Linked DNA regions of Homo sapiens: region 1 is linked to region 2. A link is a loop called in an ENCODE intact Hi-C map of the cell type or tissue named here. Cell type or tissue: mammary epithelial cell. All regions are shown on one strand. Each heading gives the region's core, and the rest is flanking DNA. Links, peaks and the distances in the headings are about the cores only.

Evidence for each region. Hi-C counts contacts between places; a loop is a spot of excess contacts. Peaks named below come from ENCODE experiments on the same cell type or tissue, not always from the same donor. Only the 100,000 strongest peaks of a DNase experiment are listed, where the experiment ranks them.
Region 1: a loop joins it to region 2, with 9 times the contacts of the local background. A loop is called at or near these places in 1 of 110 quality-filtered maps.

Annotation. Positions count from the first base shown.
Region 1 is chr12:85,834,251-85,838,655 of GRCh38, forward strand. It overlaps RASSF9 (Ras association domain family member 9), which reads right to left and starts at 2,159. Exons shown (of 2, transcript NM_005447.4): 1 at 1,905-2,159. The coding sequence starts at 1,951. In mammary epithelial cell, for the core only: no CTCF peak of the experiment used is centred there; a DNase peak (open chromatin) is centred at 2,231; H3K4me3 peaks cover 2,316 bases; H3K27ac peaks cover 2,597 bases.
Region 2 is chr12:85,753,871-85,758,275 of GRCh38, forward strand. No RefSeq gene overlaps it. Among named protein-coding and RNA genes, the nearest start is that of RASSF9, 80 kb to the right of the region's middle. In mammary epithelial cell, for the core only: a CTCF peak has its summit at 2,080; a DNase peak (open chromatin) is centred at 2,101; H3K27ac peaks cover 981 bases.

The DNA.
Region 1 (4,405 bases), core at 239-4,238, 80 kb after region 2:
TCCTTACTATTGCCACCTTTTCCAAAACACTTGCGTTTATAACAAAGCATCATCTTCAGGAGCCATTCCATTTTCTGAGAAACTTGAAATTCAACACTATTAAACTCTCTTTTTTATTTTTATTTTCACCTTTTCATAATTTTGCATAGAAAACTTTTAAAAAATGTTTGCATACTCACCTCCTCGAAAGAAAGCTAGTTTTATAGGTAGAGTAGATAGTAGAGTGGCAGAACTGATGTAATGAAATTGAAGAATGCACTTCCCTGAGGGAAACTCAGGGGCGCATGCAAAGTTTTATTGCCCTGTATTTGGCATACCAATGACAGAAATCTCAAATTGCTAAAGCAAAACAAAAAAACCTCAAACAAACAAACAGAAAGCCCTGACTACAGGGATAGTATGCCAGAAACACAACTTGATTTATGAAACCATAAAGTTTTCCAGAGTATTTTTATACATTTGATGACATTTAAACAAATGCCAAAATAATACTACAAAAATACCACTACAAAAATATCATTTAAAAAACAGAGTATTTTTATTTTTGGCTTGGGGGAGGCTTTTCTGGAATATTCTAGAATATTTTAAAATGCATTGTCACCATCAAAACACAAATTTTAAATACTCAAACCACTTTATTTTAATATAGTTTCATTATCTTTAATTACCATAAATAGCATATTTGTGAAATATTGTCAAATTATTAGAAAATAAAGCTTACTTAGAAACTTTTACAGTATTTATTAAGGCCATTTACTTTCTAAAGGAAATTTTGTCACCTAAATCATGAATACATTTGGAATGAGTTAAAAACAGGATTTTCAAAGTAGACATGTGTGCGCAAAATAAAGTATGGAGATTTACTTTAAAGTTGTATTACTCTATATTGTCATGTAGACACTTTAAAATAATTATATCATTTCCTACCATGTAATTGTATCCTTTTGAATCTGCACTGAGCAAATTATGACAAGTACAAACAGGCATGATTGAGAGAAAAGTGGTGGACAATCCCCTATGCCAAAATAAATATATTTTTAAAAAAATATAGCCCATGTCTAAATTTATTCTCAAGTTTTTGGCATGAAAACGTAACATTTGATGTGTAAATAAAATATTTAATAAGACTAAGACAGACATACTGTCCCTAGAAAAATACGTGTGTGTATGTGTGTTTTGAGTAACTTATTTATACTATGGGCATTTCAAGCTTGAAATATCAAATCAAATCAAAGTAAAACAGTAATAATAAGGATTAGAGAGGATAGCTGCTTGAATCCTTCTTTAGTGCTTAAAACTACCTAAAATTCTCAAAGATTTTTTAAAGAATCAATTCAAACAAAGTTTCTCTCCAGAGTGTTTCCACTTTGGGAACATTCCAGGTTTCAGGAATGCCTCACTCTCAGGGGAGCCAAAGCATTGTTTCTGAATTGTATCAGCAGTTTTATTTTTCATCCTACTTAGTGGCTATAAATACTAGTTACATCTTTATCAAAGTTTTAATTATTTCTACAATATTCTAAAGTTCTGTTGAAACAAAATGACACTTTTTATTGTACTACCCTCAAATGCCCAGGGCAACAAAAAAAGAAACTGTTTATGTTGCTAGTTGTGGAAACAGGACTGGTCAAAAGGGGAGAAAGGAGTCAAATATAATCACTCTTTATTCTCTGCGATCCTTGAGCTGGTCACTCCCATCATCAATACTGGGAGAATATCCTTACTATCTAGGTATTCATACTAGCCTAACTCCTTAGGCTAGGACTGTGTCCCCACGAAGCCTTTTTTTATCAGAATCTAACAACCACAAAACACATACTTTCACAGGTAGGGTCCAGAGTACACACACAAGACACACACACACACAGAGACACACACACACTTACTCACACGCTTGACTTTACCTGTTTTTATGCCGAGTCTTTAGCAAGTTTCTTCCAAAGGGAGCCATGGTCTGTCGGGCAAACGAATAAAGAAATTATCTTAAAGTGATCTGAGGGTGGGGGTGGGGGTGTCTGGATTTCCAGGGTGAAGGGAGGAGGGCTGGAAGCTTTCTCTTCTCCTCGGATGTTCCTGGCTTTCAGCTCATTAGTAGCCGGCTGAGAAAGTTGCTGGAAGTTGTGCAACTGCTGCTTAACTTTGAACTGCGGGATTGTTGTGGCTGCTGCACCTCTGGAGACCTGCCCAGCTTCAGCCTCGAAGAAGGCGTTTGGAAGCAGGAAAAGAAAAAAAAAAAAGAAAGAGAGAGAGAGGAAGGGAGGAGGACTCTATTGTGTTCTGTAGTTATTTGCAGACTTAAAGAACTGCCAACCCCACAAGCATGGTAATACCAATGGAACGGGAGTTTCACTCGATCTGGAAATCCCCCCTCCCCCGCTTTCCACACCCAACCACACAAGGTGTACTGAACACACATAAAAGGATTAAAAGTAAATATCCCCCAACTCCTGGTCAGCTCCAGTCTGTGAAAAGTCATCTGATCATGGCAAGCATGAGGGATTGCTGAGAACTCTCTTTGCCAACTCATTCGACCCCAGATCCCCTGCCAGGGTGTCAGGACTTTAAAATATATTAGGGAGAGGGAAGCTGGAAACCGGATCAAGGTGGACTCACAGACCACTTAGAATTGTTAAGTCCCTGAGTTCACGGTCTTAAGAGTTTCTTCCAGGCCCCTGCTCCACACTCTCAAGTTCATCTTGCAAAAGTCGAAGGACCTGAAGGACCACAGGGCTCCAGGGCTGATGCATCACAGTTTGGTCTAGGAACCAGCTGGAGTTTAGTGTTTGACTCCCAAGGCGTTTATGTTGACCCCTACCCCATCTTTGACATTCACTGGGCCTTTAGAGCCCTGGGAATTTCAGAGGAAAAGCAAACTGCTCCTGCCCCTCAAGGAGTAAAGAAGACACACCGAGGGGATCTGCTGGAGCTCGAAATGTGAAGTGGAAGTCTAAGGGAGGGAGGGCTTCATCTGGTCCCAGGAGAGCTCGAATCCAGAAGCAGGGCAGAGGAATGGAGATGGGAGAGTTCGGGTGCCTGTGGGAGGCCCAGCGCAGCTCCCACCAGGTACCTGGCACTCATGGGAAAGCACTATTTAGGGGCAAGGGCCAGGAGAGCTTTCTCATGGACGTGTTTTACTGGGATTTTGCCCCTCCTAAAACCACCCCACCACCCTCCACCCCGCCAGGCTTCTAATCATGGGCTTCCCAGGCAGACGATGAGGGAGGGAGGGAAAGGAAAGCCAACAAACTTGTGAGTTCTTTCTGAGCCTTGGCAAAGAATATGAATCGCTCCTACTTACTTTGGGAGTTTATCCCCTACCCCCAACAACACCAAACAAAAAAATAATCTCAAGGTCTTCCATGATTCTGATACACACTGATTTATGCAGTGCTCAGATAAATCATGTTTTTCATTATTTATTATCATAATCTTTCTCTATTCATCTATATTTCATGTTTCTGTATGTGCATATACACATGTGTCCTATACTATTTCATTATTTATAATATTTTCTTTATAATTTTATATAATAAATCATATATTATATCCATATATGCACCCAAATCATTATGAAGTGAAAAACATTACAATAGCCAATGTTAAAGTTTAGTTACCTTTTTATATCCCTGGGAGTTAGGATAACTAAAAAATACATACCCATCTTAATTTGATATGGTCAGTGATTCCAGAGAAAATCAAGACACCAAAAATAGTAATGACATGTTCTGTGTATATATATGTATATATGTACACATATATACATGTATAAACATCTGTATAAACATCTTCATCTTTGTAAACATAAGTATATATATGTGTGTGTATATATATATATGTATTACATGCTATGTATATATGCACTTCACATGCAACATAAGCTACATAATCTTGGGTGTATTTCTGTTTCCGTTCTTGATTTTGTTTTACTAGCACCTCACAAGAAATGATTTAAACTATTATGGAAGTTTACCTAGTTATTCTAAGTTCTTCAAAATGTAATCCCTTAAAGCTATACTGTTTACTTATTAATATAATTGTTGCAGTCAATTTGCAAATAATTTCACATTTGCAAATATCCCTGTTTCCTTTAGTTTCGGTTCTCCATGCTTAGTAACATTATTTATATACATATGTGTACTATATTTTTCAATAAAAGAGTTTTAATGGGGAATGAGGAAACAATACTATGTCTTTACTAGCATAATCTTGTGTTGAGTTTCAGGTTATCACAAATGAGTTTCATTTAGGTGTCATTAATCCTCACACAAAATGCCCTGTTAATATTTTTCATGACAAGCTCTTTGATGTATAAGAATTACACATAAAAGGGTTTGTACACATTAAATATATTCCATTTTTATTTGACAATTATACCTTAATAAAGCTGAAAGAAAAAGCACAAAGG
Region 2 (4,405 bases), core at 347-4,346:
ACTTAGAACGATTTTGTAAAAGCATTTCAATTACAGATTAGAAAATTAAAGTTTTTTGAAACCCCAAATTAAATTTTTAAAAACCCCTCATTTGCTATTGGAAAGGTTTGTAAAAGGTAAAAATTATTGAAATTTCAATATATTTATTTTGCTAAAACTTTTGTTGTATAAAAATAATCAGAACGGTATTTTTTGCCAATATTTGATGTTCCCATTTATCATGGTGGCATCAAAATTCCTTCTTTCTCATGAAATAATTTTAAACTTTTTCTTTCTTTATTTCTCACATTGATACATCAAATGGAAATATATCTTGTTTAAAACTGAAGAAGTATGGGATTTACCAGTAAAATTTGCAGTTATGTAGTTATGATAATTCTGAGATAAGGGCAAACAAGAAGTAAGGAGGAAACCTGTAAATTATTTGAACTTATTTATTTATTTATTCATTCCATGAATTTTTTAATTTTAGTTATTGATGTGTTTGGATTTGTGTCCCCACCCAAGTCTCATGTTGAATTGTAATCCCCAGTGTTGGAGAAGGGACCTGATGGGAGGTGATTGGATGATGGGGCAGATTTTCCACCTGCCATTCTCATGAAAGTGAATGAGATCTCACCAGATCTGGTTGCTTCAAAGTGTGTAACACCTCCCCCTTCATGGTCTCTTTCTCCTGCTCTGGCCATATGAAGATGTGCCTGCTTCCCCTTCACCTTCCACTATGATTATAAGTTTCCTCAGACCTTCCCAACCATGCTTCCCACACAGCCTGTGAAACCATAAGCCAATTAAAACTCTTTTATTTATAAATTACCCACTTTCAGGTATTTTTTTATAGTAGTGTGAGAAAGGACTATACAGAAAATTGATACTGAGAGTAGGGCATTGCTGTAACAATACCTGAAAATCTGAAAGCTGCTTTGGAACTGGGTAACAGGCAGAGGTTGGAATAGTTTGGAGGGCTCAGAAGAGAGGAAGACAAAGGAAAGTTTGGACAGGTCCCAGAGACCTGTCAAATGATTTTGGCCAAACTGTTGATAGTGATATGGACAGAGAAGGCAAAGATGAGGAGGTCTGAGATGGAGGCAAGGAACTTATTGAGTACTAGAGCAAAGTTTACTTTTGTTATGCATTAGCAAAAAGGTTGGAGCCATTGTGCCCTTGCCCTAGTGATCTGTGAAACTTTGAACTTTAGAGTGATGATTTAGCATATCTGGCAGAAGATATTCCTAAGCAGCAAAATGTTCAAGATGTGGCATTGCTGCTTCTAGCAGCCTATGTTCATATTTGTGAGCAAAAAAAAAGACATAAAACTGGAACTTACATTTAAATAGGGAAGCAACGTGTAAAAGTTTGGAAAATTTGCAGCCTGGCCATGTGGTAGAAAAGAAAATCCCATTTTCTGGGGAGGAATTCAAGCTGGCTGCAGAAATTTGCATAAGTAAAGAGGAGGCAAATGTTGCTAGCCAAGATAATGGAGAAAACACCTCAAAGGCATTTCAGATACCTTCCTGGCAGCCCCTCCCATCACAGGCCTGGAGGCCTAGGACAGAAGAATGGTTTTGTGGGCCAGACTCAGGGCCTTGCTGCTCTGTGCAGCCTCAGGACTTAGCACTCTGCATCAGGGCCACTCTAGCCCCACTCATGGCTAAAAGGGCCCAAAGTACAGATAGGGCCATTGCTTCAGAGGGAGAGTGCAAGCTGTAAGCCTTGGTAGCTTCAATGTTGTGTTAAGCCTGTGGGTGCACAGTGTGTAAAAATCTAGGTGGGATCCTCCACCTAGATTTCAGAAGATGTCTGGAAAAGCCCGGATGTCCATGCAGAAGTCTCCCACAGAGGCAGAGCCCTCATGGAGAACCTCTACTAGGGCCATGCAGAGGGGAAATCTGGGGTTGGAGTCCCCACTCAGAGTCCCCACTGGGGCACTGCCTGGTGGAGCTGGGAGAAGAGGGTAACCATCCTACAGACCCCAGAATTGTAGATCCACTGACAGCTTCAACTGTACACCTAGAATATCCACAGGGACTCAATACCAGCCCATGAAAGCAGCAACCAAGGCTGTACCCTGCAGAGCCACAGGGTGGAGTTTCCCAAGGCCTTGGGAGCCCAACACTTGCATCAGCATGCCCTGGATATGAGACATGGAATCAAAGAAGATGATTTCAGAGCTTTAATATTTAATGATTGCCTCACTGGGTTTTGGACTTGCATGGTACCTCTGCCCCCTTTGTTTTGAGCAATTTCTCCCATTTGAAATGGGAATATTTACCCAATGCCTATATCCTCATTGTATCTTGAAAGTATCTAACTTTTTTGTTTTTTGTTTTTTTGTTTTGTTTTGTTTTTTAGTTTTACAGGCTCATAGGTGGAAGAGATTTGCTTTGTTTCAGATGAGACTTTGGATCTTGGGCTTTTGAGTTAATGCTGGAATGAGTTATGACTTTAGGGGACTATTGGGAAGGCATGATTGTATTTTGAAGTATGAGAAGGACACGAGATTTGGGAGGGGCAAGGGGTGGAATAATGTGGTTTGGATTTGTGTCTCCACACAAATCTCATGTTGAATTGTAATCCTTAATTGGAGAGGGGCCTGGTGGGAGGTGATTGGATCATGGGGGGTGGATTTCTCCTTGCTGTTCTCATGACAGATAATAGCTAATGAGTTCTTAGCAGATCTTGTTGTTTAAAAGAGTGTAACACCTCCCACTTCACTCTCTCTCCCTCCTGCTCTGGTCATGTGAAGACATGCCTGCTTTCCCCTCACCTTCTAACATGATTGTAAGTTTCTCGAGGCCCTCCTTGTCATGCTTTCTATACAGCCTGCAGAACTGTGAGCCAATTAAACCTCTTTGTTTTATCAATTGCCCAGTTTCAGGTATTTCTTTATAGCAGTGCGAGAATGAACTAATACAGATATTATGGTAGACGCTGATGACACATGATAAAATAAAATGTGGTCTTTGATTTCTTAGAACTTTTCTAACATTTACACTGGGTATGTATAAAATATGTCTTCCTGGTTACAATGTATGTGGGAATGCACTGTGATTAGAAGGTTCCTCTGCTTTGGTAATCAAGGAGACACATAGTCAAGAATCATCTTTCTTCTGTGCCTAGGGATTGGAATTTTGATTTACTATAGACATAGAATATTCTAGGAATTTCAAAGAAACTTAGCAACAATTAAATGGTATCAAATTATTTGGTTAAGATTACACATTTATTTTCAAAGACAGAATTTTACTCTACTTTTAATAATGAAATTATATTTTCTAATGTTGTGGCATTAAAAAATTATGTGACTACATTATTGTTTATATATCCTTTATTTCCTTTTATGTCATAAAGAAAGAAAACAAACCTTTTTTTCATTATATTTATGCAATCTGAAGTTGATAGGTAATTATTTGTATGGCTTCATCTATATTTTTATCTCCTGTTTTCCCTTTGCTACATGACTTTAAATATAAAAACAAAAATAAAAACTCAAACTATTTGCTATTCTAACAGTTTAAAAAAAACTTGAACACAATGCTCCTAATGATTAATAAATGTTAATAGCAATATTTAAAGAATCTTTAAAATTAATGTGACATTTAATACACAGAGCAAATAAGTCATATTAAAAGTGTAATTTCTTTTATTTCATTAGAATCTAACAAATTGTTTATCCTAAATTACTTTTGCTTTTACCCACTCCTTAATTTCTCTTGCTTTCTTAACTTAAGAATATCTTTTTATCTTCTCTAATTCATTATCTTTATTTTATTTATTCTTAAATTTATGAATGATTTAAAACAAAACGAAGCAATATACTACGGCCTATATTTAATTAGAATTGCAGTCTAATGACCTATATGCCTCTTGCATATGTCCAAAGAAATTGGAGAATAGCTTATACCTCATTATTTCACCCTGCCCTACCTGTCATTAACGGCCACTCCTCATGTTTTCATTGCCTTGCTTCAACATGCTGCCTAACTACCCTTCTGTAGCCACCTTTGTATTCCCTGATACTTTTTTTTTTTTTTTTTTGAGATGGAGCCTTGCTCTGTCACCCAGGCTGGATTGTAGTGGCGCAATCTCGGCTCACTGCTATCTCTGCCTCCTGGGTTCAAGCAATTCTCCTGTCTCAGCCTCCAGAGTAGCTGGGATTATAGGTGTGTGCCACCTCTCCCAGCTAATTTTTGTATTTTTAGTAGAGACAGGGTTTCACCATCTTGGCCCGGCTAGTCTTGAACTCCTGACCTCGTGATCCACCCACCTTGGCCTCCCAAAGTGTTGGGATTACAGGCGTGAGCCACCGTGCCCAGCCTCCCTGATACATTTACTAAGTTTCCCAAACATTATCCACTTTTCATATTAACCACTTGATGTATTTTTCAGATACCATAAATAATATTTC